Linked DNA regions of Homo sapiens: regions 2 and 3 are each linked to region 1. Evidence: chromatin loops called from intact Hi-C (ENCODE). Cell type or tissue: dorsolateral prefrontal cortex. All regions are shown on one strand. Links, peaks and the distances in the headings refer to the core of each region. The heading gives the core; the rest is flanking DNA. Region 1 overlaps GAB2 (GRB2 associated binding protein 2). Region 2 overlaps GAB2 (GRB2 associated binding protein 2). Region 3 overlaps GAB2 (GRB2 associated binding protein 2).

Region 1 (10,632 bases), core at 1,293-9,292:
AGCCTGGGGGAGGTCAAGACTGCAGTGAGCCAAGATCATTCCATTGCACTCCAGCCTGGGCGACAGAATAAGACCCTGTATTTAAATAAAAAGAAAAGAAAAGAAACTTCTAGAAGAAAACATCTCCATGATCTTGAGGTAAGCAAAGATTTTTATATAGGACAGAAAAAGCAAGAATCATAAAAGAGAAAAAACTGTAGTTTTTGGTGAAGTAGTCTTTATCAAAATTAAAACTAGTTCTTCAAGAGGCCTCTTTAAGAAAAGAAAATGGGCTGGGCGTGGTGGCCCACGCCTGTAATCTCAGCACTTTGGGAGGCAGCAGGCAGATAACTTGAGGCCAGGAGTTCGAGACCAGCCTGGCCAATATGGTGAAGCCCCATGCTAAACCTCTGCTAAAAATACAAAAATTAGACAGGCGTGGATGTGCTCATCTATAGTGCCAGCTACTGGCGAGGCTGAGGCTGGAGAATCGCTTGAACCCAGGAGGTGGAGGTTGCAGTGAGCCAAGATGGCACCACTGCACTCTAGCTTGGGCGACAGAGTGAGCAAGACTCCATCTCAAAAAAAAAGACAAATCACAAAATGCGAGAAAATATTCAACGCGCATATCTAACAAAGGATTTGTTTGTGGTCCATATAAAGAACTTCTACAACTCAGTAAGAAGAGAGCAATCCAATATTTTTTTAATGGGCAAAAAATGTGAATAGATTCTTCAACAAAAAAAGATATAGGAATGTCCAGTAACCACATGAATAGATGATCAGTGATCTGGGAAATGCAAATTAAAATCTCAGTGAGATTCTGCTTTACCTCTGCTGGAAGGGCTAAAATAAAAATGGCTAACAGGCCAGACGCAGTGGCTCATGCCTATAATCCCAGCACTTTGGGAGACCAAGACAGGCGGATTGCTTCAGCTCACAAGTTTGAGACCAGCCCGGGCAACATGGCGACACCCCATCTCTACCAAAAACAATTAGCCAGGCATGGTGGCACATGCCTGTAGCCCCAGCTACTCAGAAGACTGAGGTGGGAGGATGGCTTGAGCCCAGGAGGCGGAGGTTGCAGTGAGCTGAGATCACGTCACTGCATTCCAGCCTGGGCAATAGAGCCAGACCTTGTCACCAAAAAAAAAAAAAAAACTTAACAGTGCCAGGTATTGGTAAGTATATGAATAGACTTTAATCCTGTGTTTCCTCTAACATTCACATTATATACTAGGTGCTCTGGAAGAAAGAAATGATGCTTTAAAGTTTACAAAGCACTTTTACATTAGGTACCTCATATGATCTCCAAAGTAATCCTGTAAGATTATTTTTGAGTAGGGGGTATAAAGTGAATCAGCCCATTCATCCTGCCTCGCATAGACTAGACATAACTGTGTCTGATTGGATTACTGAGGCTACTAATACCAGCCTTCTATCTATCTCTTTTTTCATTTATGTGGGAACCTGATTGTAAAGATACAGTAAATTAAGCACCTTAGAAATAAAACTGTGAATTATGTATTTATCATCACTTTTACTGCAATAATAGCCACTAGTCTTCCTTCAAGTACTAGATAATATGTATTCTTGCTAAAATAACTTCATTTCTCAAAATGCAGGTCTTCCACTGAGCTAAAATAAGTAACTATTCAGAATAATATCTATTGCCAACGGAAAGAGTTTTGAACTGGCAGAGTCAAGACAAATAGAGTTCTTTTTCTCTTTGAAGACAAGTTGGTTTCACTGGACTTATTTTTGTCCTCCAGCCTTTGGGGCCTCATTCCAGATTCTAGCCAGTGTCTGTCTTCTTATTTCAAGAAGGCTGTTAAACCTGTAACAGATGATACATTGATGTGAGTCACATGCCCTGAAAAGCCATAATTCTGGTGAGGGTTACTAGGAGTGAAATTTCATTGGTGAGATTCCAGAATCACTGACCCTGCAGCAGTAGTCTATAGAAAGATGGTGGGTAAATGGTAAAATTAGAAATGTCAGTGGAGAGCTTACCCATCATTAATCTTTTCTAAGTCTTCCCTGACTCATTCACCAGAGGCTTTGATTGACTGACCAAAGGCAAAATATACAACTTTTAGTTTCACATATACAGCTTTGCTCTGTAACCAGAGTCCTGCCAAAATTGGCTCAGAACTGCAGCCAGAAGGGTTTGAGATACAAAGATTGCCTCATCTCATAAAGATTTGTGACACAGAGTTTTCTTCTTTCACAGGAAGGATCCATTTGGAATGGGTCAAATGCAAGAGGATAGTTCAAATGACCTCTTAAACATGGCCAGTGACAGTTACAGAACTCTAAATGGTGTTTAATCTACTTACAAGCATTTTATATTAAGTCACCCTTAAATGGGAACATACTCATTGAAAATCAAAGTGAGTCCTTCATCATTAGGGTTCTTGGAGTCCAGTGGGATAGAAAAAAGCAAAATCATCATATAGTATGGTATATAAAATTATATGAAAATGTGTGGAAGAACAAGTACAAAATGAAGTGGCTAGAAAAACTAGAAAACCATTTTTAAAAGCCAAGGGAAGGCCGGGCACAGTGGCTCACGCCTGTAATCCCAGCACTTTGGGAGGCTGAGGCGGGCAGACCACGAGGTCAGGAGTTCGAGACCAGCATGGCCGATATGATGAAACCCCGTCTCTACTAAATATACAAAAATTAGCCAGGTGCAGTGGTACGCTCCTGTAATCACAGCTACTCAGGGTGCTGAGGCAGGAGAATCGCTTTGAACCCAGGAGGCGGAGGTTGCAGTGAGCCAAGATTGCATCACTGCACTCCAGCCTGGGAGACAGAATGAGACTCCGACACACACACACACACACACACACACACACACACCACACACGCGCGCGCGCGCACCAAGGGAGAGACTGTATGGTGGCAATAGCCTCTATAGCCTCTGGAAGAGCCATTGGCCAGGAATGGAAAGGGAAGGCACTTGGCACTGCTGGCTTGAGGGAATATCTTCTCTCAAACTTCTTTTTGATTCTGGGGAGCTCCCATACGTGCTTGTGTTTGAGTATCTTCCTGCTCCAACTCTGCCATTTACTGTTTTCCTCATCTGATAATGTGAAAGTAAGAGGTGTGTCTCAGAACTATTAGGAGGATTTAAAATGAGATCACATGTGATATGTATGGCATAGTATCTTGCCTATTTTATAAGGCTTCTGTAAGCCCAGCCCTGGAAGAGAAGCCTCTCTCCAAATCCACCACTTCCAGGTGGATTATCCATCCCACAAAAGCAACTCAGGTCATCACAGTGACACAGGCCTCAGTTAAGGTTTACATGAAAATACTAAAGGCCATAAGACTGCTGAGTATTTGGAATTCCCCATCTAGATTATTGCCCAAAGGGACCACATTTTAGCATGGTTTGCGCAGTGGGGGCACCCAGAGACCTGGCTGCTAGAACAAATTCCCTGCCCTCTGAGTATGTAACTTTGGGCAAGAGTCCCTTGTTCAACTCCTCTTACTTGGTTACTGAGGTGATAATCAGTCTCCCTCAACATGTGTCACTATTATCTATCATATGCCTGGCACTATGCCAGGGTACAGGATATGGCCCTCTGCCTTCTAGGAGCACATGGTCTGGTAGAAGTGGAAAGACACAGACCTGAATAACTGACATAAGGCAGAATAAGGTGAGTGTTGCGATGGAAGCACAGAGTGCTGTGGTAGCACAGAGGAAGGAATGATTACCATAAAAAGGAGAATTAGGGACCTGTAATACCTTTGTAGAGTGAAAAGGCTTCTTGTGGACTTTGTGTAAGGTGTTGATGTATCAAGGAAGCGTTCCACAGGGAGGTGAGTAATGCAAGACCAGGGCTGAAGTTTAGACTACACAGGACATGTTTAGGGATGAGTGAGTAGTTCTGTGAGCGAGACAGGAGGATGCCGGGGTAGAGGGAAGTTGGAACGTAAGCTAGTGGGTTCTACAGAGGAAGGGCTTTGATCTGCTGATCAGAAGGTTTGGGCCAAGCCCAGGAAAAGGGATAGCAGCAACATACGTTTGTTTATTCATTTGCTTACTTACAACAAACGTTTATTCATTATTTATAATGCAACAAGCATTAACCTAGGTGCTAAGGAGAGAAAAATGAGTAAGACACAGTTTCTTTCCTCAAGGAAATCACAGTCTGTTGGCAGAGATAAGTAGTAATGGTGCCTAATATAGGTAACACTTGCTACCTGCTCCAAGAACAAAGTTAAGCAAGTGATTAAGTTAAGCAATGCTTAGAGGTAGAGGATGTAAGAATGGCCTTAAAAAATGTGTCTTCTGAGATGAGTTTGAAGGATAAATGGAGTAGGAACTTGCCAGATTGAGGTAAGAAGCCTTCCAGACACAGCCCAACAATGCAGCAAAGCCCAATGCTTGACTAACTGGGGCACACAGGGAACACTGCAAAGTTTGGTTTGGATCCTAGAGTGGAAAAGGGAACTAAAGAGAAAAGATTGGTGAGATGAGTTGGGATAAACCTAGGAGTTTGGGCTTAATCCTGAAGCATTGAGGCGGTGTTGAAAATGTTTACACTGGGAAGTTAGGAAAGTAAATATTAGTAGGATGGAAGGATCAGAGAGGCCCTGGGCAGAAATCATAATGTGGGTGACTCCCAGGTTTCTGGCTTGAGTAACTGTTGCCATTCCCAAAATAAGAGAGGCAGGAGGAGAAGAGTTCCAGAGGAAGATGATGAGTTCATTCTTGAGTATGTTGAAGGTTATTGCAGGGTGCCTGTGATGCTCTTGCAACCCCATCCCCACCTTGAAATCCTTCAGAGGCTCCCCGTTCCCTTTAGTCCTGGCCTGGCCTCCAGTGTCTTCTCTCAGCCCTGCCTTCTAATGTGCTTGCTGCAGCCTGAGCAGCTTCGAGTTTCTAGAACTTGCCAGGTTGTGTTCTACATCTTTGAGCCTTCAACTAGAACACCATTTCCCTTCTCCTGCCTTCTGCCTGGCCAGTTGTGGCTCATCCTTCCAGACTCACTCAAGATAAAACATCTCTGAAGGAGGCTTCCCTGACATTGTCTACCACCACCCCCAGCAAGGGCTGATACCAACTGTCAGCAGCTACATACTCACCCCTACTTGACTGTAATGATTTGCATCCATGTCATCTCCTGCCCTACTGTGACATTCCCAGACCACCCCTCACTGGGCAGGTGGCATCTCTGTATCCCTTTTGCCTGGCCCAGATGGAAATTAGGACATCAGTAAATGTAAAATGAACAAATCCAGATGGGAGCATCCAACAGAGAGTTGGAAATTCCAAAAAAAGCAAAATGAAAGGCACCAAAAAAATGCATACAACATTAACACCTTATGTCTACCATTCGCTCCCCCCGCCACCCCCGTCCTCTTCCCTAAGCACTACATTATCTAAAGCCTAGATGTTCAATCATCCAAGCCCATGGCTGTTGGCTTGGTTATGTGTCTGGAATGGAACAGAAAGGGAGGAGGAGTGCAGAGGCCCAAGGAGGAGCATCAGTGAAGGTTTGGAGACTGACCTGGAATTCCTAGCCATCATGGTGGGTACAGTTTACATGAGAGGAAGCCTGGCTTTACACACCTGTTTCCTCTTTCTAAGCTCTGGCCCCTATTTTCTAACACCATCTGGTGGCCACATCTGTAAATAACAAACTCCTCAGGAGCTGAGAGAGCTTCTATAAGGCAAAAGGTCCAGGGATTGGCCTCAGAGGGCTATTATGTATTACAGCCCCAACAAGTTTATATGTATACGAGATTTGCCTTTTCTGATGAGACACTCCAAGAGCTTTTGACCAGAATCTTAAAAACTCCTATAGCCTCCAAAAGGCTTAGAATCCCTGCTACAAAGGATTGATTCTTTTTTTCCCCAAGTGAAATCCTATGAAGAATCATACACAAGCTAAAGAAGCAGACCTAAATCCCTGCTTGCTCAGAACCTCACCCTCCAATTTCCCAAAGCACTTACAGAGAACCTGGAATCTAGTTTGAAAACCACTCTTGTGAAACGAAGGGCTTGTAGAGCATCGGGGCCAGATGGGCCCTTAGAAATCATTGTGACGTACTAGGTCCCACCTGAGAGAGGAGGCTTGGTGATACACACAGCACGTATCAGTAGCAGTACTGGAACCTAACACAAGTCTCCCCTCTTGTTTCTCTTCTCTTTTTACTGCTTGCCTTATTGCCCAAAACCTAAATTTAAAAATGTACTAATCAAAACTTTTTCTATATATAGTTCCCAAACAGGAAACCATTCTTCATATAGATTTCTAGGTCTCTGGAAAGAGATCTTTCCCCTCAAAATGCCTCTTAACCAACCATAAATCATGGTAGAAAATAAATCTAGAGCTTACGTTTGAATAGTTTGTTGTTTGTTTGTGTTGGGGCGTGTGTTTTTTTGAAACAGGGTCTCATTCTGTTTACTAGACTGGAATGCAGTGGTGCGATCATAGCTCACTCTAACTTCGAACTTCTGGGTTCAAGCGATCCTCCTCCCTTAGCCTCACCAGAAGCTAGGACTACAGGTGTGCAGCACCCTGCCCAGCTAGTTCTTTTTTTTTTTTTTTTGGTGGCAATGGAGTCTTATTGTGTTCCCAGGCTGGTCTTGAACTCCTGGCCTCAAGTGAACCTCCCACCTCAGCCTCCCAAAGTGCAGGGATTACAGTCATGAGCCACTGCACACTGCACCTGACCCAAATAATTCTTTTCAACTTACAACATCAATACCCATGGGCTAGTTTCACAGTGGCAGAATAGACTCAGAGAGGTAAAATGACTTGTTTGCTGTTTCCTGTCATCAACTTAAAGGTTCTTTCCACTGTCTCACAACATTTGTGTTCGAATGTGCATATTCTGCGGTACTTAAAACAGTGAACAAATAGGCAATCCATCTGGCTTATTGATACTTGTTCAGGGAGTGGGGGTTATAACCCCTGCTATTAACTGCCATTTGGAGATGGGGGACGGATGAAGTCTAACATTGTTTAAACATTCATATACTAGAGTCTGAACAACCTTCAAAATATGCTTTTAGTCACCATTTTACAGATGCCTAAACCAAAGTATAGAAAGAGAAAGTGCTTTGCCTCAAGGTCACACAGCTAGTAATTGTCTCACCCTCCTGCCCTTTCCCTTCTTTCTCTTTTAGGAGTGCCAGCTTCTCTCAGGGCACCAGAGCCTCTTTTCTCATGAGGAGTGACACAGCTGTACAAAAACTTGCCCAGGGCAATGGACACTGTGTCAACGGGATCAGTGGTCAAGTCCATGGCTTCTATAGCCTTCCCAAGCCGAGCCGGCACAATACAGAATTCAGAGACAGTACCTACGACCTCCCCCGCAGCCTGGCCTCCCATGGCCACACCAAGGGCAGCCTCACAGGCTCCGAGACAGATAATGAGGATGTGTACACCTTCAAGACGCCCAGCAACACCCTGTGCAGGGAGTTCGGGGACCTCCTGGTAGACAATATGGATGTTCCGGCCACCCCACTCTCAGCCTACCAGATCCCTAGGACATTCACTCTGGACAAAAACCACAATGCCATGACAGTGGCCACTCCTGGGGACTCAGCCATAGCTCCCCCACCCCGCCCCCCCAAGCCAAGTCAGGCAGAAACACCTCGATGGGGCAGTCCTCAGCAGAGACCGCCAATCAGTGAAAATAGCAGATCTGTCGCTGCCACCATCCCCAGACGCAACACCCTCCCTGCAATGGACAACAGCCGACTTCACCGAGGTCAGTATAAGTCCTAGCTGAGACTCAGAGGGAGGAGGAGGTAACACAGGGGTTCTCAATAGTTTGATGGTCCTTGGTCATCCATGGCCGAGGGGAACTTACGAACCACCTAGGTCACTGATACTCAAAAACATAGGTGTCTTCTACCCAGATCCCTTACCAGTTGGTCCTCCAGCACTGGAGGCTGTTAGTAGTAGTTGTCTAACAGAGCTAGCCCCAGAGAAGTTAATGTTCTACTAATGGAGAATAGGACATTCTTGATTAACCACAGTATAACATATTATGGGTTTAGAAGCCCAAATCATTGTATTTTATTCATTTGTAAATCAAATCAAAGATTTAAAAAATAAATTCAGAAGATCAGTCCAAACTGGAGTGAAACCTGTGTGGACTAACAGACTGCTAAAGCAAAACGAGGTCTTAATATTTTCTAAATCATACTTGAATCTCTTTGGTTGAAGTCAAAACTTTTATTTGAAGTACCTAAATTCTATTGTTACTTGTTTTCCACTGAGAGTATTCCAACTCTGCATGTAACCTCCTCTGTATGATGAAAAAATAGAACAATATTAATTCCTTTCATTTTGCATCTTGCTTTATGGTTTGCAAAGCCTTTTCTTGTCCATCCTGTTGTTTAAGCCAGGCAGAGAGGTTGGTGGGACAAAACCTCCTTGTCTCCATCTCACATGAGGCCAATGACAGTTAAGAGACTTAAATAGAGTTGCAGAGTCATTGTGCCAGAGATGAGACTCAGACCCTAGAGTCCCAGCTCCTAGTTTAGACCTCTTTGCCGTCTTTCAATCCATCGACAATTTGAGCAGTCATACTCCGTTTTGGAACTGAGATGATAAAGACATACATAAAACATGTTCCTGCCCTTCAGAGCTTACATCTCATTGGGAAAATAAAACCAACACATATAAATCAGGACAAGTATTGTTACTGTGGTGTTCAGAGAAGTGATGGCTGGGGTGAGCAGGACAGGTGAGTGGTGTAGGAGTCAAAGGAGAGGTGCATAGATGAGGGTAGAGTAGTCAAGGACAGCTTCTCTGCAGATGCTAACACTGGAGCTACATCTAGAAGCCCAGGAGGAATTTTTGAACTGAGGAGTGATGTGTTCGAAGAAATTCCTTATCATTTGGGGTTGAGAGTAGTATCTTCTGGAGTATCAGTAAGACCTTGAACCACACTGGTGAGGGTATGGGTAAGTGTCAACACATGAATCAACCATGAGTACTTATGAATCCTCCTTCCTCTGTCAGCTTCTTCCTGTGAGACCTACGAGTACCCACAGCGTGGTGGAGAGAGTGCAGGCCGGTCTGCTGAATCCATGAGTGATGGAGTTGGCTCTTTCCTGGTGAGTGTGGGTTAACCCAAGGGTCCTCAGGCCGGCCTGGTTAGGTAAAAGGTCACACCTTATGGAATTAAAAGCACAACCCCAAAAGATTGATGGCGTCTCCATCTTAGGACCCTGCCCAAGTTCTTGTCTCAGTTCAGAACCCTGCGTTGAGTCTTTGGACAAGTAAGATATAAGTATTCTAGTCTGGAAGAAATGTATGTGCTAAGGTAGACTGGATTACAAGGTTCACCAACCTTGTAGGTAAGCAGAGGATCTAGAATGCAATAGACCCAGGCTGCACGGTGGGGGAACCTCTAAGACAGCAACCTTACCCACGTGGCCTCACATGCAGGAGGGAGGCTGCAGTGTGAGACTCCAGGCAAGGGTGGTACTCACAGTCAGGCTAAGTGGCAGAATTATGGCTTGAGTGCAGGATCCCAGGCTGCCCTCTGGAAGATGCTAACCGCAGTTCTCCAAGGTGTCAGGCAAGAAGACCAGGGCCTGGCTTCAGGCCCACTGAAAAGACAGTGAAATCAGGTAACCAAGGCAGAAGCAGCTTAGTTGTATGTCACGGCAGATAGAGCAAGAGTTAGAGGAAGGCTGGGATTGCTGTATCACACAACTCTGTAGAAGCTCTGACTGCAGCTTGGTGGTCCCCTAGGTGCCTGGAGTGAGCCCCAGGTACTTAGAAACCTGGACTGGGGAAACACAACTGGCCCCAGACCTCACCTTCCAGAGCCAGGACTCCTAATATGCTCCTTGTTCTGATCCAGGGCCTGAGATGCTGACCTGCCAGTGGTGAGTCTGGACTTGAGGTGGAGGGCAGGTCCTGAACCAAACCTACAGTCTATGGACTATGCCACCCACAGTGTTGGTCAGGCGTCCAGAAAGCCAAGTGGACCCAGTCACCAAGAATATTTTATACTCTAGATTTATCAAAAATTATTAGTGGATGCCAAAGGATCGTGAAGGCTTGAAGGGGCCCACAGACCTCATATATTCTTGTCTCCCACTCTGCTTCCTTTTTTTTATTTTTTATTTTTTGAAACAGAGTCTCACTCTGTCACCCAGGCTGGAGTGCAGTGGCATGATCTTGGCTCACTACAACCTTGGCCTCCCAGCTTCAAGCGATTCTCGTGCCTCAGCCTCCTGAGTAGCTGGGACTACAAGCATATGCCACCACGCCCAGCTAATACTTTGGATTTTTAGTAGAGAGGAGGTTTTGCCATGTTGGCCAAGCTGGTCTCGAACCCCTCACCTCAAGTGATCCACCTGCCTCAGCCTCCCACTACTCTGCTTTCTTATTTGGTCTCCCCAAGGTCTCCCTTACAGCTTCAAAGTATAGCTAACCCAGTCATGACTTGTCTTGCCTCATTTACAAAGTCTTACCCCCTTCCTGTTTCTTCTTGCTAGTAACAGCTGTATTTCTTTCACTGTTCCTCTCCCTAGCCAGGGAAAATGATTGTGGGCCGATCGGACAGCACCAATTCTGAAGACAACTATGTGCCCATGAATCCAGGTTCTTCCACCCTGTTGGCCATGGAACGAGCAGGTGATAATTCCCAGAGCGTCTACAT
Region 2 (10,632 bases), core at 831-8,830, 100 kb before region 1:
GACTACAGCAAAAAGGAAACCCCCGCATAGTAGCTTCTGGTGCCTTTTGCATATTGCCTTTTGCCCTGTCCTTATTTCTTTTTGGACATTTGATTTAAGAGGCAAATAGTACTAGATGAGGAAATCAAACCCACTAACTGAAATCTACGCTGAGAAGCAAATGATTATCTGATCTTTTGCTGAGACCAAATGCTAAGAATGTGTTGAGATCTTGGAACCCAAAGGTATTAGATGAACATTGAGCAAGAAGCATTTAATCGCAAGGCTGGTTGCCCAGTCCAAGGTTCTTTGAATGTTGTTCCCTGCTAGTGCTAGTACTATAGTCTTCAGAAGTCCATAGTCAAAGGTAGGTAGATGCTGGAGTACTCACAGTCAGATTTCTGAGCAGTTGAATACAATGGCTTTTCTTCCCTTTACTATGATATTTTAGAAATAGAAATGACTAGATGCTAACATATTTTAGTTCAATATATATCACTTCTTGTCATTAATTCAATTCTTTGGTTTATTTTGTTTCTAATTGCACAGATAACAAGAATTTCCTAACATTTTTCTCATACCCTTTGGCCACTTAATGTTCCCATGCTATTTATTCCTGTTCATTTTTCACTGTTTGATGATGGTTATTGTTGAAATTTAGCAAATAAAATGTCAGCTGTGGCACCTGTATTTCCAGGGTCTAAAATAATGTGTAGACATCCATAGACAAAACACAAAATTCTAACTATTATCTATTTTATAAAACAAAGCACTTTACCAAGGTTTTAGAGATTTAAGGTGCCCGTTAATTATCCCTCCTCCCAGGAAGTCAAATTATCCTTGTTTGCTCATGATATGATCTCATATTTGGAAAAACCTAAAGACTTCACCAAAAAAAAAAAAAAACAACAACTATTACAACTGATAAATTCAGTAAAGTTGCAGGATACAAAATCAGCATACAAAAATCAGTAGCATTTCTATATGTCAACAGTGAACAATCTGGGAAATAATTCTTGTTGTGTTTTTTTTTTTTTTTTTTTTTTTTTTTTTTTTTTTTGAGAGACAGTCTCGCTCTGTCGCCCGGGCTGGAGTGAGTGCAGTGAGTGCAGTGGTGCGATCTTGGCTCACTGCAACCTCCACCTCCCAGGTTCAAACAATTCTCCTGCCTCAGCCTCCTCAGTAGCTGGGACTACAGGCGTGCACCACTATGCCCAGCTAATTTTTGTATTTTTAGTAGAGATAGGATTTCACCATGTCAGCCAGGCTGGTATTGAATTCCTGGCTTCCAGTGATCCGCCTCCCTCCGCCTCCCAAAGTACTGGGATTGCAGGTGTGAGCCACCATGCCCGACCTGGAAAATAATTTTTTAAAAAGTAATCCCATTTATAGTAGCCACAAATAAAATTAAATGCCTAGGAATTAATTTAACTAAAAAAGTGAAAGATCTCTGTAATGAAAACTATAAGACACTGATGAAAAAAACTAAAGAAGGCACCAGAAAATGGAAAGATATTCCATGCTCATGGATTGGAAGAATTAATATTGTTAAAATGTCCATACTACCCAAATCTATAGATTCAATGCATTCCCTGTCAAAATACCAATGACATTCTTCACAGAAATAGAACAATTCTAAAATTTATATGGAATCACAAAAGACCCAGAATAACCAAAGCTATCCCAAGCAAAAAGAACAAAACTTGAGGAATCACATTACCCACTTCAAATTATACTACAGAGCTATACTAACCAAAACAGCATGGTACTGGCAAAAAAACAGACACATAGACCAATGGAATAGAATAGAGAACCCAGAAACAAATTCACATACCTACAGTGAACTCATTTTCAACAAAGCTGCCAAGAACACACACTGGAGGAAAGACAGTTTCTTCAGTAAGTGTTGCTGGGAAAACTGGATATCCGTATGCAGAAGAATGAAACTAGATCCCTATCTTTCACCATATACAAAAATCAAATCAAAATGAATTAAAGACTTAAATCTAAAACCTCTAACTATGAAGCTCCTACAAGAACTGATTGGGGAAAATCTCCAGGACATTGGTCTAGAAAAAAATGGCAAGTGGTAACTCCACAAGCACAGACAACCAAAGCGAAAATGGACAAATGGGATCACATCAAGTTAACAAGCTTCTGAACAGCAAAGGAGACAATCCCTAAAATGAAGAGACAACCCACAAAATGGGAGAAAACATTTGCAGACTGCCCATCTGACAAGGGATTAATAACCAGAAAATATAAGGAGTTCAAACAACTCTATAGGGAAAAGTCTAATCTGATTTTTAAATGGGCCAAAGATTTGAATAGACATTTTTTGAAGGAAGACATACAAATGGCAGACAGACATATGAAAAGGTACTCAACATCATTGATCATCAGAGATACATAATCAAAACTACAATGGGATATGTCACCTCAATTAAAATGGCTTTTATCCAAAAGACAGGCAATAGCAAATGCTGGCGAGGATGTAGAGAAAAGGAAACCATCTTACACTATTGGTGGGAACATGAATTAGTACAACCACTAGGGAGAACAGTTTGGAGGCTCCTCAAAAAATAGAGCTACCATGTGATCCAGCAATCCCACAGCTGAGTATTTACCCCAAAGAAGGGAATCAGTATTTTACACAGAGATACCTGCACTCCCATGTTTGTTGCAGCACTGTTCACAATAGCCCAGGCTTGGAAACAACCTAAGTGTCTATCAGCAGTTGAATGGGTAAAGAAAATGTGGTACTTATACACAATTACTATTCAGCCATAAAAAGAATGAGATCCTCTCATTTGCAACAACATGGATGGAACTAGAGATCATTATGTTAAGTGAAATAAGCCAGGCACAGACAGATAGACATTGCATGTTCTCACTTATTTGTGGGATCTAAAAATCAAAACAATTGCACTCATGGAGATAGACAGTAGAAGGATGGTTACCAGAGGCTGGGAAGGGGAGTGAGGGGTGGTAAGAGAGGTGGGGATGATTAATGGGCACCAAAAGTAAAATAGAAAGAATGAATAATACCTACTATTTTATTGCACAACAGGGTAACTATAGTCAATAATAATTTATTTGTACATTTTGAAATAACTGAAAGAATATAATTGGATTATTTGTAACACAAAGGATAAATGCTCAAGGGGATGGGTACCTTATTCTCCATGATGTGATTATTACACATTGCATGCTTGTGTCAAAACATCTCATGTATACCTACTATGTACCCACAAAAATTAAATTAAAAAAGTTACAAAATTATAACCATCAAAAAAATTATTATTAGTCCTCCCTTCTGTTGTAGAAAATAGGAAGGAACCAAAAGGAGATGAACTTATCACCTTTACTCATGACAGCTCAAGAGGGTCTCAGATATAGTCTGGAGATGCCAGTCTAGGAGTACTTGGTACAATGAGAGAAATATGAATCAGCAAGCAATATATAGAGTAAGACAAGAGAAAACTGAGGGTGAAATCCCAGGGATCATAGACCTTAAAAGGATCCTTATGATGACTGAAAATGAGGATAGAAATGCAGGAAATTGTGGTGTCAGGTAATCTAAAGGATTTAGGAGAGGAGCCTTCAGGTGTCTCAAATGCTGCCAAGAAATCAGTGAAGATAAGAGCAGCAGTAAGTATCTATGGGATTTTACAACAAAAAGTTTTAGATCACCCATGGTGAAAAACTTACTGTTCTCCCTGCCCAGTCTCCCTAGACTAATCACACAGGACCACCTACATTTTGTTTTTCAGTCTGTCTTCACATCTGGCTCCCACTGTGTATAAAAATATGCCACTGGGCAGGGGGTGGTGGCTAACACCTGTAATCCCAGCGCTTTGGGAGGCCAAGATGGAAAGATCTCTTGAGGCCGGGAGTTTGAGACTAGCCTGGGTAACATAGTGAGACCCCCCACCTCTATAAAAATTGTTTAAAAATTAGCTGGGCATGGTGGTGCATTCCTGTAGTCCTAGCTCTCGGGATGCTAAGGCAGGAAGATTGCTTCAGCTCAGGATTCGAGGCTGGAGTGAGCCATGATCGCACCACTGCCCTCCAGCCTGAGTGACAGAGCGAGACTTTTTCTCTAAAAATAAAAAATAAAAAAAGTCACCAAAAGATCTTTGGACTCAAATTATTCATTATAATCCTAGAAGAAGGACTTATCAGTATGTGTATTATTGGAAGATGGTTAGTGATAAGATTTTCCTTTGTAATTGGAGCCCAGTATTTCCGGGTGAAGACTGTAAAGCACTGGATCAAGAGTATACTGATGGTACCACATGTCCCAGGCAGGCTCTGAAACAAAGCCCAGCATTATCCTCCTCCTTCTGTCATTTGAAGGACCATCTTTCCCATTAAATTATAAGAGATTCTTGATCTGCTATAGGGGATACACCAGTGTTGGGGCTCAATAAATATTTGGCAAAATTAGGCTCTGCAGGTATAAGACAAGGCAAAGGGGAAGGTTCTTAAAAAAACAAAAACTATATCTTCAAATTTCTGCTCAGACTCTAGGGCATGAGGGAACTCCATGTGCCTGCTTCTTCCTCTAAGCACCTAGAAAGGTTCTTTCTCAAAGTCAATAAACAACACTTCTTAATAGTTACTTTTTGGTCTCCTAAATGTTACTTTTTAGTTTCCCTACTGTTCAAGCCAGAGCTATGATTTGTCATTACTCACATATGCCTTCAAGTGCAGATAAATTTCCTGCATGCCATTGCTACCTCTTGCTGCATCCCATTAGACTCTTACTTAAGTTGTGAGGTTTATTTTTTGATAACCAAAATTCACTTAAACATAGGATGTCATTTGTACTACTGATCCGTTTCTCTCATCATTTGAGTCAGGATATGTGTGTAGGACACTGGGGCTTTTACCTTCTTTTTGTGCTATCATAGCTTATATGAATAGAAAGCTCAGACACAGTGAGGACTTGATCAATATTGAAAGGAAATTTAAATCATACCAGGTACCCTATAAGCTTCTCCCCCAGGCAAATAAAGCCAGTGTTAAGTTGATCTCCCTAGGTTGGTGGGCAGGGAAAGTCCCAAGCCTGGTGGCTTCCTCAGTCACTTCTTTAAAAACCAGGGGCCTCACCACTGGTTTCCAATAGCCTGTGTATTTTTAGTCCTGCTTTTCATGTAAGTTTCCCATTAACTGCTTGCAGGAAATCTTTTCTTGGACATAATCTGCCCATTTCCTGAAGTCTTCCTCCCGCCTTGTGTCAGTTTGGGGATGAATCAAGTCAGCAGTTTTGGAGGGGGTTTGTTCTGTTCCCCGCCACAGGCTCCCCACTTTGTAGAGTACCAGAAAGCTGCCTTTCTTGTCTTTTCCTAGAGGCAAAGGGAGGAGGGGCAAGCCCTTGGTGTGTGTCTGCCTCTTGGGTTGCCCAACACAAATGCCCTTTTGTGTGTGGAGGGGGCATGTGTGTTTTTTTTCCCCTTCCCAATGGACACTTTCATTTACGAGGTCCGGATGGTGTCCTCTGGGCTATAAACAATGGCATAGGAGATAAAGAGCTGCCTTAGTGACCAGGCTGTGGTGGCAGCCACTGGTTTTCCATCTGTGTCTCTGTTTTCCAATCCCCTTGGTCTATTGTGAGTTTGGTCTGATCTGAGCCAGCCTGGGACCTCTGTAATCCCTTTCTAGGCCCAGAGCAGCGTGGGCACTATTCCTCTTATCCTGAGGACTTCAAGCTTAGAGAAAGAGGTTTTCTGTGGTAAGGATAGCAACTCCTCATGTTTGCACAATGTGTTTAAACACATTATATCTTTTGGAGAACTGAAATTCTGGATTTGTTATCCCTTAAGAATGGAGGATTCGGGGCTGGGCGCAGTGGCTCACGCCTGTAATCCCAGCACTTTGGGAGGCCAAGGCAGGCAGATCAGGAGGTCAGAAGATCGAGACCCTCCTGGCCAACATGGTAAAACCCCGTCTCTACTAAAAATACAAAAAATTAGCTGGGTGTGGTGGTGCATAACTGTAGTCCCAGCTACTGGGGAGGCTGAGGCAGGGGAATCGCTTGAACCTGGGAGGCAGAGATTGCAGTGAGCCGAGATTGTGCCACTGCACTCCAGCCTGGCAACAGAGCGAGACTCCATCTCAAAAAAAAAAAAAAAAGAATGGAGAATTTGGATCAAAAGAGTTGGAGTGCTGGTCCTGCTATTTATTTATTTTATTTTTATTTATTTTTTGAGACGGTGTCTGTCTCTGTCACCCAGGCTGGAGTGCAGTGGCGCGATTTCGGCTGACTGCAACCTCCACCTCCCGGGTTCATGCAATTGTCCCGCCTCAGCCTCCCGAGTAGCTGGGATTACAGGTGCCCACCACCATGCCCTGGTAATTTTTGTATTTTTTAGAAGAGACAGGGTTTTACCATGTTGGCCAGTCTGGTCTCGAACTCCTGACCTCAAATGATCTGCCCACCTCAGCCTCCCAAAGTGCTGGGGTTACAGCCATGAGCCATTGCACCTAGCCTGGTTCTACTATTAATAACTGTGAGATCTCAGGCAAATTCTAGAACTAATACCTTTCTACTTCATAGGGTGTTCCACAGTTCCATTAAGAAAATACGTTATGGGAAGAAAAATATTTCCATTAAGAAAATAACATATGGGAAGCACCCAAATGTTAACCAAAAAAGGAGGGGGTGGGAAGAGGAAATGTACAATGAGACAATATAAATGAATACGCTATGCATAAGATGCTAAGTATATAGTCACTATTTGGTTTTAGAGGTCTAAGAGTAAGCCTTTTCTCCAGATAAATCTACCCCTTCACCTGGATTCTCATTCTGACCATCACTTCCTTCTCTGTCATCTATCACTACGGGCCCTTCTTTCACATGTTGACATGACTCTCCTATCTCAAAGCAAACCACTATTTCTTGATTCCAGCCCCTAGCTCAGTGCTTGGCCCAAAGTAAGGTTCAACATTTTCTTGAATGGATACTTGTGAAAAACTCCAAAACGCAAAGCCTTGTATTTCCCTTCTTTCCTGTCCCCAGAGACCTGCTGTTTGTCACTCAAACTTCTTTATTTTTATACCCAGGGATCACTGTGAGAAATGGAAACCACTCCAGATACTTTAAACAGGAAGGAATTTAATACAAGGAATTAGATGCTTACCAAATGATAGGAAGAACTAGAGCTGCATGTTCTAGTTTAAGAACTCCATAGGTGACCTCCTAGGACACCACTGGTGATCCATTTAACCCCCACCCACACCCCATAGCTGTGGTCTCGGGTATGGGAGGTCAGACTTGAGAAGCTACTAATGAACCTGCCCCATGGCACTCAGGAGGCTGGATAATACCTCAGCCGCATAAAACAATCAAACGTCTATATCCTTTTTTGCCAGTAGAAACGAGAAATAGCCAAAAGAGAAATGGAAAATGGTCTTAGCCTCATTTCCACCTTACCAGTCTTATATGAATGCAAGTAATTGGCAGACTGCCTGCAAACAAATTTGGTAAAGGTGACTTTTAGTTTTCCAGATTTTCTAACTAGAAGGGGAATGGAATTGATGTTGAGTGGGCCAACCTATCGTACATACCAACCAACTTCATCTAGAAAGTATTTCAGGTAGCAATATGGCGAGATACATGCTAGCTGAGAAAATCCAAACAGATCTCTGTGTTTCTAGTTATAACACCTTCCAAGTACAAAACTGCTTCCATAAAATCATGCTTTTCTGTGGGAAATCTTCACATTTCCCTGTGGCCTCTAAAATGGTCTGGTTGCCCTAGCAGCCAGCTCGCCTTGTACTTGTTGAGTACCTAGGGTATTCTCAACAAATGCTTGAGTGAGTGCCTACTATATGTGTCAGTTACTATGAACACATCAAAAACACATCAAAAAAGAAAGACAAGGCCCTGCCTTCAAGGAGTTCATGATGGTCTAGTAGGGGGATACAGAGATGAAAACAGTTACAAAGTGATATTATAAATGCTAAAAGGAACACAGATGAGAGATACATAAATCGTATTGGGGGATAAAATGAGGATAAATATGAAAGGGCCATCTGTACTCTTGTAAAAAGTTAAGTGTAAGGGATTTTTAATTAATATAAAGAGCCTACAAGACTGGCCTTATAAACTCTCTACTCTCTTTCTCCTAGCCACGCAACCCAGACACAAAACCCCAAAAATGTTCTTCATTTTTGCTAACATTTTTAAATGAAAAATTTCAAACATAAAGCAAGATTGAAAGAATTTTACAATTAACACCTATTTATCAACCATCTAGATTCTGTCATTAATATTTTACTATGCTTGCTGTATCACTTATCTATTTGTCTATCCATTCCTTTGACCACCCATTGTGCATCTTATTTTTTATAGCATTTAAAGTAAATTGCAGACATTAGCATATTTCTCCCTAAATACTTTAGCATGCATATCATTCCCTAGAGTTCCACATCTGTTGAGTATTTTTCTTTGAGGTAAAATGTACATGGAGTGAAATGTCAATCTGAAGTGTTCTTTGAGATGTGACAAAAATGTAACTAAAGCTCCTATCAGACTATATAAAACATTACCATCGTTCCAGAAAGTTTCCCCATTCCCCTTTCCAAACAATTCTCACCCCACCCCCACCCTCCAGAAGAAACAATCATTCTGATTTTTTTTCTACCATAGATTAGTTTTGCCTGTTTTAGAATCTCATAGAAACAGAATCATACAGTATGTACTCTTTTGTGTAAGGCTTCTTTCATTTGGTATAATACTTTTTGAGATCCATCCATGTTGTTGAATGTATTTATAGACCATTCCTTTTTATTGCTAAGTAATATTCCATTGCATGAATATACCACTTTGTTTATGCATTCTCCTTCGGATGGATGCCTGTGCCGTTTCCAGCTTTTGGCTATTATGAGTAAATCTACTATAAGTCTGTAATGTCATTTTTAATAGACTTTTTGTCAGTTTTATTACAGAAGAACTGAGAAGATGGTACAGAGTTCCCATATACCCCACACCCAGCTTTCCTTATTATTAATGTCTTACACATAATGTCTTTTTTAAAAAGCCTTCCGCGGCTTAGTGTTTTTGATGGCTGCTTAATGGACTGCTGATTGGGAAGACTGCAAATGCAATGCTACCAGTAAATGCCCTGCAACAGGAAATTGTTTTTGTCATCCCATTGAGATTATTGACCCAGGATTTATTTTATCAAACAATGTGGACCCGAGAGTGCCTAGTGTTTGGTGTGTATATCCGTTTCTCGGAATCTTGCTCAGGGAAGGGTCCAAGGTCAGGTCCTTGTGTCTGCAGGTGAGGGTAATAGGGCTTTGTCCTCATCTGCACAAGCAAATGATCAGCCCACCACGACTTTCCCACTTTTCCACTTCTAGGCCTTCCTGTCACCCACAACAAATTCCCAACAAGTTTGTAAGATGTTTTGCCAAAGCACAGCTTATTATTATAATGACAATATTTATGCTGTACTTGCCAGTTTATAGAGGTCTTTAACATCCACTTCTTCAATTCAATCTAGTAAGGTATTATATCCATCTTCTAGAGGAAAAACTAAAATTCAAAGAAATTTAATGATTTATCCAAAGTGACACTGCTAGTTATTAAGAATTTAGGATATAAACCCAGCTGTCTTGCCCTTAAATCCTGATTTTTTTAAATGTATTATTATTTTCAAAATTTGGGGGGCTCACCATTGTTTTTCAAGGCAAAGTTCAAACCATTTAGTACATCATTTAAGTCCCACTGTGGTTGGGACTCAACCTACCTTTTCATTCTCATGTTTTCCTGGCTCCCTGTAGGCTCTAGAAACATTCAATGGTATGTTGTTTCCCAAACACTTCATGAATATTGCTACCTCTGTGCACTTTAATGATGCCTTCTCCATTATGTTCAGAATATTATTTCCTTTGTTCCATGCTTCATATCTTGGCCCCAAAATCTGTTTCTGGGAATATTGTTCATCCTTTAAGGCTCATTGCAGATATTGTTATTTTCATATGAAACATCTCTTGATTACTTTCCTCCTCCCACAACCATTCCCAGCTTGAGGTGCTTGGTTCCCTGTTCTGTTCATTGATTAGACTTTGAATGCCCAGCAGACCCCATTTCATATTAAAATGCAAAGATAATTAAAACATGATTGTTTATCATTCTTATAGGCTATTAGTGAATCAGACATGTACAGAAGTGATGATAATATGACATGAGGATTAAAATTGACCCAGATACCGATTTATTGAGTTCCCACTGTATACCCACCACAGATGCTCAGTACGTATTTGTAGAATTGTATTGAATAATAGACATGATGCATTTGCGCTAAATAGGAATGATCTTGAGTATAGACAAAGAATGGTGGCTTACCTGCTGTGGTTAAAGAGCATAAATGGGATCTTTGCTCAAATAAATCTCCATCCAATTTCTTCTTAGCCTTCATCCCATCACTCCACCACCACTTTCTGGCTTTCCTACTTCTAGGCCTTCTTCTTACCTCCAGTAAATCCTCAACAAGGTTTTAAGACTTTTTTTCCCAAAGCATAGCTTATGGGGAAATTTTACCGGGTCAGAACTGTGTCTGCTTTGTATATATTTGAGAGTAGCAAACTGAGTTAGTTCTGAGATGACTGAAAAATTCTCCACAATAGAATTTCATGTAT
Region 3 (10,632 bases), core at 1,650-9,649, 89 kb before region 1:
CCTGTAGTCTCAGCTACTCGGGAGGCTGAGGGAGGAAAATTGCTTGAACCCGGGAGGCGGAGGTTGCAGTGAGCTGAGATGGTGCCAGTGCCCTCCAGCCTGGGCAACAGAGCCAGGCTTTGTCTCAAAAAAAAAAAAAAAAAAAAAAAAAGAAAGATTCAGGGGGTACACGTGTAGGTTTGTTCCATGGATATATTACAAGATGCTGAGGTGTGGGCTTCTATTGATCCTGTCACCCAAATAGTGAACATAGTGCCCAACAGGTAGTTTCTCAACCTTACCCCCCTCCTCCCTCCCCCGACCTTTTTGGAGTCCTCAGTGTCTACTATTTCCGTCTTTATGTCTGTGTATACCCAATATTTAGCTCCCACATATAAGTGAGAACATTATAAGTGTGGTGTTTGGTTTCGTTTCCTTTTTTTTTGAATTGGGGAGACGGAGCCTTGCTCTGTTGCCCAGGCTGGAGTGCAGTGGCATGATCTCGGCTGACTACAACCTCTGCCTCCTGGGTTCAAGTGATTCTCCTGCCCCAGCCTCTCAAGTAGCTGGGATTACAGGCACACGTCACCATGCCCAGGTAACTTTTTGTATTTTAGTAGAGATGGGATTTCACCATGTTGGCCAGGCTGGTCTCGAACTCCTGACCTCAGGTGATCGTCCCGTCTCAGTCTCCCAAAGTGCAGGGATTACAGACCTGAGCCACCTCATCAAGACTGGTTTTCTGTTTCTACATTAATTCACTTAGAATAATGACCTCCAGCTGCATACATGCTGCTGCAAAGTATGTGATTCCATACTTTTTACAGCTGTGTAGTATTCCATGGTGTATATGTACTATACATTTTAAATCCAATCCACCATTGATGGGCACCTAGGTTGATTCCCTGTCTTTGCTGTTGTAAATAGTGCTGCAATAAACATATGAGTGCATATGTCTTTCTGGTAGAATAATTTATTTTCCTTTGTACATATACTCAGTAATGGGATTGCTGAGTTGAATGGTAGTTCTATTTTTAGTCTTTGCAAAATCTCCAAACTGCTTTCTACAGTGGCCGAAGTAATTTACATTCCCACCAACAGTGTATAAGGATTTCCTTTGCTCCACAGCCTCTCCAGCATCTGTTGTTGTTTTTTTTTTTTTTTTACTTTTCAGTAATAGCCATTCTGAGTGGTGTGAGATGGTCTCTCATTGTGGTTTTGAGTTGCATTTCTCTGATGATTAGTGATGTTTGTACATTTAAAAATGTTTGTTGGCCCATTGTGTGTCATCTTTTGAGAAGTGTCTGTTCATGTCCTTTGCCCACTTTATAATGGTATTATTTGTGTTTTTTATTGAATTATTTAAGTTCTTAGATAAAGATTCTCAGTATTAGTCCTTTGTCAGATGCATAGTTTACAAATATTTTCTCTCATTCTGTAGGTTGTCTCTTTACTCTCTCGATAGTTTCTTTTGCTGTGTACAAGCTCTTCAGTTTAATTAGGTCCCACTTGTCAATTTTTGTTTTTGTTGTAATTGCTTTAGAGGACTTAGTCATAAATTCCTTGCCAAGGCTGATGTCTAGAAGGGTATTTTCTAGATTTTATTCTAGGATTTTTATAGTTTGAGATCTTACTTTTTTTTTTTTTTTTTTTTTTTTTTTTTTGAGACAGAGTCTCCCTCTGTCAGCCAGGCTTCAGTGCAGTAGCTCGGCTCACTGCAACCTCCGCCTCCTGGGTTCAAGTGATTCTCCTGCCTCGGCCTCCTGAGTAGCTGGGATTACAGGCACGTACCACCACGCCCGGCTAATTTTTATATTTTTATTAGAGACAGGGTTTCGCCATGTTGGCCAGGCTGGTCTCAAACTCTTGACCTCAGGTGACCCGCCCACCTCGGCCTCCCAGAGTGCTGGGATTACAGATGTGGGCCACTGTGCCCAGCTGAGATCTTGCATTTAAGTCTTTAATCTATCTTGAGTTAATAATTATGTATCATGATAGGTAGGAGTCCAGTTTGATTCTTCTGCATATGTTTAGCCAGTTTTCCCAGCACTATTTATTGAAGAGTCTTATCCCCATTGTTTTTTTTTTTTTAACTTTGTCAAATATCAGTTTGTTGTAGGTGTGTGGCCCTATTTCTGGGTTCTCTATTCTGTTCCATTGGTCTACATGTCTGTTTTTGTAACAATACCATGCTGTGTTGGTTACAATAGCCTTTTAGTATAGTTTGAAAGTTGACTAATGTGGTGCCTCCATCTCTGAAGAACATGTCAATTTTTAAATGCAAGTAGAGTACTTTTCAAAAGTTTCCCAAAACTGAACTTTTGTTAAATCTTACATATAATCTTCTCCCTCCTCTAGTACAATGTTTATAAAATGAGAGATACTAGAGGAAATGCAGTGTGAACTGTGCTGCATCTCTTAATTACAGGAACCATTTCTCCGCTTACTGAACACATACTGCACTCCACGCTGCTGTGGGCTAGGAGTAAAAAGACATGAGCAATTTTTCCTGCTTGCAAGGAACTTAAAATCTATAGTAAAGAGGTAATTCAGCCAAAAAGTATAACATAAAGTGATAAGTTCCATCGGTAATAGAGGTAAGCAGGAGGTAGAGCAGACCATACATACGGGTCATTTCCATCAGCCAGGGATGGATAGAAGATTGTGGGAGAGCATCCTGGAAGGAGTGATGTCGGAAACATCTGTTCCCCTTCTTTCCTCTCTCACAGCTCTTAGTACTGTGCTAAGGTTAATAAGTCCTTGGTACAGGGGTACTCATATCCACCCCCATGGCTTCAGTTACCTTTCCTATATGCTGATGACATCCAAATGTACATCTCCAACCCATGCATGAACTTTTCAGACCAAATCCTTGGCCTACAGCTCGGGAAACCTGCCTCAGTAGATGTCATAGTTGGCTCAAGCTAGAAACCTGTAAGTCATTCTTCACTCTGTTTCAACCCCCACATTCCAGCAGTGACTAAGAAATTGATCAGTTAAATATCTCTTTTGCATTACCTTCTCTCTCTCTCCATTGCCCACCACAGTTTAAGCCATAATTTCTTACTGGGACTATAATATCTCCCAGTTGAGACTGGGCACAGTGGCTCATGCCTGTAACCCCAGCACTTTGGGAGGCCATGGCAGGTGGATCACTTGAGCCCAGGAGTTTGAGATAGATCAGCCTGGGCAACATGACAAAACTCCATCTCTACCAAAAAAAAAAAAAAAAAAAAAGGCAAAAATTATCCAGGTGTGGTCATGCACACCTGTAATCATAGCTACTTGGGAGGCTGCAGTGAGCTGTCATAGCACCACTGCACTTCAGCCTGGGCAACAGAGTGAGACCTTGTCTCAAAAAAGAAAAAAATCTCCCAGTTAGTATACCTGATGCTAGGCTTGCTCTTCTCAAGCTTTTCACACAGCAGCCAGAGTGATCTTTCTAGAACATAAATCCAGCCATAGCACTCCTCTTTTCTGTTGTCCTTAGGATGATGTCCAAATTCCTTATCTTCTTCCCACATTGAACAAGGATAAGACCCTCTTCCTTGCTATTAATTCTCATGGTGCACCATATTTTCCTTGATCATAATATTGATCATGCTTTATCATAATTACCTGTTTCTTAGCTGGGCATGATGGTACATCCCTGTAGTCCCACCTACTGGGAGGCTGAGGCAAGAAGATTGCTTGAGCCAAAGAGCTCAAATCCTGCCTGGGAAACATAGTGAGACCCCTGTCTCTAGAAAAAAAGAAAATAAAATTGTTTTTCAAAATTATCTGTTTCTTCTCACCTGGGCGCAGTGGCTCATGCCTGTAATCCCCGCACTTTGAGAGGCCAAGCAGGGGCAGATCGAGGCCAGGAGTTCCAGACCAGCCTGGCCAACATGGCGAAACCCCATCTCCACAAAAATGCAAAAGTTAGCCAGTGTGGTGGTGTGTACCTGTAATCCCAGCTACTCAGGAGGCTGAGGCAGGAGAATTGCTTGAACCCAGGAGGCAGAGGTTGCAGTGAGCCGAGATCACACCGGTGCACTCCAGCACTCCACCCTGGGTGACAGAGCAAGACTCGGTCTCAAAAAAAAAAAAAAGTCTGTTTCTTTATATCTCTGCCAGATACTCAGCTCTGAGATCATGGACCATGTCTGTTTTGTTTACTGCTGTATCCTCAGCCCGTGGCACAGTGCCTGGTTTACAGTAGAATAATAAATGTGTAAGTTAATTTTTTATTTTAAGTGCACTTTAATAATTTTATATCTCATAAAAATGAAAAGGCCTCAAATGTGGCTCTCTGCTAAGTATGATTAGTCATATAGTAAATTATTTTTATAGCAGATCTTGTTTAGGTTGTGAACATGGGTGAGAAATTCCAGTTTCTGTCATTATGTCTGGTTCTATCAAGAGCCATAGAGATGAATGTTACCAAGCCTAAGGGTAAGTTAGAGAGGAAAACATGGGAGAAAACTGTAAAGAACAGAAACTCTACCACTTTTTTCCCCAACTAGTACTGCAATATATATCTTCATACATACATCTTTTTCTTTCCTTTGAATTATTACCTTAAAGTCAGATGCCAGAAATGAGAATTATTGGGCACAAAGGGATGAACATTTTTAAGGCATTTGAAATACTGCCAGATTATTTTCCAAACACATAATACTAACAAATAGTTCAGAGCAACATGCAAGGGTGTCTGTTTTATCACACTACAGGGAATTGTCATGAAAATCTTTTAGCTGGTTTAATGGAGGAAAAAATGGAGGAAAAAAAATTCATTTTTAGTTAAGGTTTGGTGTTTTTCATCTGATTATTTATGCAGCTCCTTCTGAGGGTGCATCCAAACGCTCACAGCCTTGTTTCAGAGGCTGAGAGGCCTGCAACCTCAGCGGCCTCTGGGGCACAGCACCTCTGTTGTGCAGCAGCAGGGAGGGGCAGTGATGGAGGGAAAACATAACACAGACCACACCATTGTTAGGGGATGAGGTTGCTGGGATAATGCTGTGAGAAGGGATGAAAAGAACGATTCTCCATTCTTGATTGTTGTGATTTCCAGGGATGAGCCAACAGCTCCAGTGCGGGAAGGGATGGGTCTTTACTGCATCCAGATGCTCCTTTTTCCAGTGCTGCCTCCGATTATTTCTGGTGAGAAGGGGTGGTGGATAACATAGCAGCTGAAACAGATTAACTTTTATGCCAGTTTCCTCCCTTTAAGTGATTGCCCTGGACCTGGGGACATTCAGAATTCGTCAGAAACCGTTTAGAAATAAGAATGTGGTTCAAGGTCCCTGGTGTGCAAGAGCCAACCTTCTGGAGTTTGCGTACCATTCCTGCCTTTATCTGTGGGAGCTGCTTGAGGCAAAGGGATCTTTCTTTCCTCTCCTTCCCTACTGCCACTGCCGTTGTTCAGGCCCTTATCCTGTTTTGTCTGGGCTTCCTGTTTCCCTTAATCTATCCTCATCTATGCTGTTGCCAAAGTGATATTTCTACTATGCACACTGGATCCTATCCCTCTCCAGTTAAAACTGTCAGTGGTCCGCCACTGCCTTCAGGATGAAAGTCAAGCTCCTTTTCACAGCTTTTTTTTTTTTTTTTTGGCATTTAACAATCAGATCCCAAAATGTCTTTCCTGACTGGCTCCCACCGCTTCTCTGGACTGTTCCAGGACCCTGACTAGTGCATGCACTCTGTAAGGTGCTTGTGCTGGTCCCTCCTCCTGATAGCCCTTCTGCCTCTGTTCCACCAGATTCACTCCTGATCCCTCATCTCCCTCCTCAAAAAGAAGTCTCCCTCAATTATCAACTCTCTGATGGATTTTCCCTGGTAGGTAATCAGTTCTGTTCCTGTAACCCTCTAGTAGCAACTATATACAAGATTGTGATTTCTATTATTATTTTCCCCTAAATCAGGAATTATCTTCCTTTTGTATATTCATATTTGTGGATCCCCAGCCCTTAGTACAATATTTGACACATAATAAATGCTCCAGAATATCTTTTTCTTCCTTCCTGCCAGGTTGTTTGTAAGTTCTTTTACCTTCAATGTGTTCTTAGTTTTAGAGTTAAAAGGAAATGTAATGTAGTTTAATCTTCTTCTTCTTTTTCTTGTTTTTTAATGGTTGACAAAACCAAAGCCCAGAAAAGAAAAGAATTCACCCTGGGATGATCAGCCAGATATAATGGCAGGGCTGTTTAGGGCTGATCTCCTTAGGTAACTTAAAAAGAACCTTGAAACAAAAGATTGCATCAGGAGGAAAGGAAGGAGCAAAGATTCGTTGCCAAGTTCTTTGCTGAATGCTTAATATATGTTACTTTTTAAAAAAATTATTTCTTCTTTTGATTGTGATAAAATACACATAACATAAAGTTTACCATCATAATCATCTTTTTTTTTTTTTTTTTTTTTTTGAGACGGAGTCTCGCACTGTTGCCAGGCTGGAGTGCAGTGGCGCCATCTCAGCTCACTGCAACCTCCGCCTCCCAGGTTCAAGCGATTATCCCGATTCAGCCTCCCGAGTGGCTGGGACTACAGCTGCCCGCCACCACACCCAGCTAATTTTTGTATTTTTAGTAGAGATGGGGTATCACCATGTTGGCCAGAATGGTCTCAATCTCTTAACTTACGATCTGTCCACCTTGGCTCCCAAAGTGCTGGGATTACAGGCGTGAGCCACTGTGCCCGGCCCATCGTAATCACTTTTAAGTGTATAGTTCAGTGACATTAAATGCATTCATATTGCTGTGCAGCCATTACCACCATCCATCTCCAAAACTCCTTTCAGCTTCCCAAACTGAAACTATACCCATTAGACATTGATGCCCTATTCCTCCGGTGGCCTAATAACCACTGTTGTATTTTTTGTCTCTCTGAATCTGGCTACTCTAGGCTTGCCATGTAACTTTGTCATATAAGTGGAATCACATGGTATTTTCTAACTGCTTATTTCACTTAGCTTAATGCCCTTAAGGTTCATCCCTGCTGTAGCATGTGTCAGAATTTCCTTCCTTTTTAAGGCTGAATAGTATTCCATTGTATGCATGTACTGTGTTTTATATCTCCATTCATCCACCAGTGACATGTGGGTAGCTTCCACCTTTTGGCTCTTCTGACTAATGCTGCAATGAACATAGGTGTAAAAATATTCCGTTTGTGTTCCTGCTTTCAGTTTTTTGGGGTCTGTATCCAAAAGTAGAATTACTGGATCATATGGTAATTCTATTTTCAATTTTTTGAGGAATTGCCTTACTCTCTTCTATAGCAGCTGCACTATTTTATATCCCCACCAACATTGCACAAGGGTTCCAGTTTCTCCATATTCTCACCAACACTTATTTCTATTTTTTAAAGTAGCCATATTAATAGGTGCAAGGTAGTATTTCATTGTTTTGATTTGCATTTCCCCAATGATTAGTGACATGAGCATCTTTTCATGTGCTTCTTGGTCATTTTGTATCCCTTCTTTGGAGAGATGTCTATTCAAGTCCTTTGTCAATTTTTAGTTAAGTTGTTTGTTTTTGTTGTTATTGTAGTTCTTTATATATTCTAGTTATTAACCCCTTATAATCCTGTACTAGTCAGTGTTCTCCAGAGGGACAGAACTAATAATATGTATATATGAAAGGGAGTTTATACATATTTCATAATATGTATATTATGAAAGTAAAGAATTGGCTCACACAGTTATAATGCAAAGTCCCACAATAGGCCATCTGGAAGCTGGGGAAGAGAGAAGCCGGTAGTGGCTCAGTTTGGGTCTGAAAGCCTCAAAACCAGGGAAAACAACAGTGCAGCCTTTAAGTCAGTCCCAAAGGCAGGACACCCACCCCCTGGCCCCCCGTGCAAGTCCCAGTGTCAGGCCAAAGAACCTGAAGTCTGATGTCCAAGGGCAGGAGGAGCGGGAGGAAGCATCCAATATGGCAGGGGGAGGGGGAGTGGGGAGAAGGAAGCCAGAAGCCTCAGCAAGCAAGCTTATTCCACCTTCTTCCGCTTGCTTTCTTCTGGCCATGCTGACAGGCAGTAGGATGGTGCCCAACCATATTAAGGGTGACTCTTCCTTTCTCAGTACACTGACTCAAATGTCAACCTCCTCTGGCAGCACCTTCACAGATAAACCCAGAAACAGTACTTCGCCAGCCATCTAGGCATCCTTCAATCCAATCAAGTTGACACCTAATATTAACCATCACAAATCCTTTACCAGATATATGATTTGCAAATATTTTCTTCCATTCAGTGGATTGTCTTTTCACTTGGTTGATTGTGTCCTTTGATTCACTAAAGTTTTAATTTTGATGTCCAATTTATCTATTTTTTGTTTTGCTACCTATACCTTTGGTGTCACATCCAAGAAAACATTGTCAAATCCATTGTCATGAAACATTTTTTCTATGTTTTCTTCTGAGAGGTTTATCATTTTCATTCTTATATTTAGGTCTTTGGTCCATTTTGAGTTAATTTTTGTATATGGTATAAGGGTCCAGCTGTTTTTTTACATGTGGATATCCAGTTTTCCCAGCACCATTTGCTGAAAAGTTCTGTTATTTCTTTTGTATTTGTGTGATAGTCCTAGGATGTGTTATAATTACCTTATAGATGAGAAAACAGAAGGTGAAATATTCCTGAGGATCCCCTAAAAGCAGGCTTCTTGCTATCCTTGGCAGTTCAAAGACATTAAAAAGGGGGGAAAGCCATTTTGAAATAATGCGAGAAGAAGAGGGGAATAGACTGAGAGGAAAAGCAAAACAAAATAAAATAAGATTGGGATAGACAGCCAGCCGTGAGCAGAACTTTGAAGTGTGTTTATAATTCACTCAGAGACCTCCTCCCCCCTGCCCTTTTACTCTCCTTCCTTCTCTTACTCTCTCAATTAGCTCCTTCAGTTTGCTGTCTCTTCTGAAACTCTTTGAAAGCTTTTCTACAGTCTGTGTCCAGCCTGTTTTCTGAGCTTTATCTGCTGTCTCCCTCGCTGCCACTGTGAAGCTGTAATGGAGTCATGTTAGTTCTCACTGCTCCCATAGCAAGCCCTGCCTTTACAGACCACGTTCATTTTATTCACTTTACCTTTAATGTGCCATGGTCTTTCTCCAAGGCCTCTTGACGGTGGTGGCACCTCTTCACCTCTGCGTCCCAGTAGCATTGTGGCACAGAGGTGGCTGTTCTGTAAATGTGTCAAAAAGATGACTAAACCGACAGTTTTTGTTCCTTTGCATAACCATTCCACATATGCAATATAGTCTTACCTTCCGGGATTTAAAGTAAGCATGTGACCTGGTCTCTGTCCACCAGTGATTGTAATCTAGCTGGGAGAAAGCAAGGTACTTCTATATACACTTGACACTTTAATATTCTGTATAACATGTTATACTTGTAACCTTCAGTGAATGACAGGGAAGACTTGTTTTATCTCCATTATATTAAGATACTAAAGCACAGCAAAGTTGGAGTTTGGCTGAAATCACATAACTAGCAGAAGATCAAGGTGGGACTTAAACCTAGGGGACTGACTTCAGGCAAGATGCTTAACCACTTAAAGCTACTCAGTTTGTTCATCTACAAAATGAGGATAATAGCGTCTACTTCCTAAGTGGTTGTATTAAAAATTACACCATGTGAGTGAAGAATTTTGGCATGTCATATGGGACGCAGTGCAAGCTGCTATTGTCTGTCTGTCTATATGGTGTTTTTTGTCACTGTTATAACACTTTCAGTGTATTACTTTGGAAAAGAGGCTTGCAAGTACCATCACAACGGTTTCTCCCTGGACTTTTGGAAATATTAATGGCCACTCCTGTTTTACATGCGAGCCCTATGTCAAGCACCTCATGTGATGCCTGCCTGACTCAGGGCTCAGTGAATGGTTCCTTTACTTCCCCTCCTGGCCTTGTGCTTTTATGGGTGAATTGCACAGGACTTGACACTCCCACATCCAGAGGCTAACTAGCTGAATAACCCAGCTAGAACTAGAACTTAGAATTCTGCCATGTTTTTCAGACTGTGTCTTCTTTTCCATTACTCTTTCTGTAGTCTTTCATGTGCTCTCTTCACATTTTTTTGGTAGGTGGATTTAAGTTGGTAGGATCACTGAGGCATAGTAGAAGCTAATCTGTACTGATACCTTATTTTCAATTTGTAGAGGCCCCAGGGCACTTGTGTGATAAATGGTGCTATGTAAATTAAAATGCAAGTAAGGGTCTCTTCAGTGTTTCTTAAATTAAGTTTATTATATGTGGTAATTTGCACCTAGAGGCTTTTGTTGTTATTTGTTGTAGTGACTATGGCAGTAATGAGCCTGCTCCCAGAAAAGCTTGGCACATGCCCCATAGACAGTTTATTTGCATTTGGCTGGACTCCATGGTGTACCCTGAACAAATGAATCAGCCTATTGGAGGGGTGGAGAAACTGAATCATAGGGAGGCTGTGGGTCTTGCACATGATCCCTGGTGATCCTGAGGTGGGGCAATACCAGAGTTCTATGTCCTGTTCCTAGCTGGATTATTCCTTAGCCTCAGGATTTGGGAGCATCAAGCACCTTGCAGTTCACCCTTAAAAGCACAAAGCCAGGAGGGGAAGTAAAGGAACCATTCATTGAACCCTGAGTCAGGCATCATATGAGGTGCTTGACATGTAAAACAGGAGTGGCCATTAATATTCTCAACA

What was found. Peaks named below come from ENCODE experiments on the same cell type or tissue, not always from the same donor. Only the 100,000 strongest peaks of a DNase experiment are listed, where the experiment ranks them.
Region 2: a loop joins it to region 1, with 3.0 times the contacts of the local background. A loop is called at or near these places in 4 of 110 quality-filtered maps.
Region 3: it touches region 1 in a loop (4-fold over the local background); 9 of 110 quality-filtered maps call a loop at or near these places.

Annotation. Positions count from the first base shown.
Region 1 is chr11:78,223,549-78,234,180 of GRCh38, reverse strand. It overlaps GAB2 (GRB2 associated binding protein 2), which reads left to right. Exons shown (of 10, transcript NM_080491.3): 4 at 7,130-7,716; 5 at 8,979-9,073; 6 at 10,505-10,632. It also overlaps a transcript of USP35 not described here. Among named protein-coding and RNA genes, the nearest start is that of USP35, 40 kb to the right of the region's middle. RefSeq lists enhancers at 10,269-10,348, 10,389-10,632. In dorsolateral prefrontal cortex, for the core only: CTCF peaks have their summits at 5,417 and 5,618 (motif pointing left); no DNase peak of the experiment used is centred there; H3K27ac peaks cover 6,144 bases.
Region 2 is chr11:78,326,734-78,337,365 of GRCh38, reverse strand. All of the region lies in intron 1 of GAB2 (GRB2 associated binding protein 2), which reads left to right. Among named protein-coding and RNA genes, the nearest start is that of GAB2, 86 kb to the left of the region's middle. RefSeq lists an enhancer at 4,794-4,843. In dorsolateral prefrontal cortex, for the core only: no CTCF peak of the experiment used is centred there; a DNase peak (open chromatin) is centred at 5,525; H3K4me3 peaks cover 801 bases; H3K27ac peaks cover 7,618 bases.
Region 3 is chr11:78,313,310-78,323,941 of GRCh38, reverse strand. The region is part of intron 1 of GAB2 (GRB2 associated binding protein 2); the gene reads left to right. It overlaps LOC105369402 (a long non-coding RNA gene), which reads right to left. Exons shown (of 3, transcript XR_950343.4): 2 at 9,037-9,133; 3 at 3,463-5,118. Among named protein-coding and RNA genes, the nearest start is that of GAB2, 99 kb to the left of the region's middle. In dorsolateral prefrontal cortex, for the core only: a CTCF peak has its summit at 5,014; DNase peaks (open chromatin) are centred at 4,146 and 4,951; H3K4me3 peaks cover 2,204 bases; H3K27ac peaks cover 8,000 bases.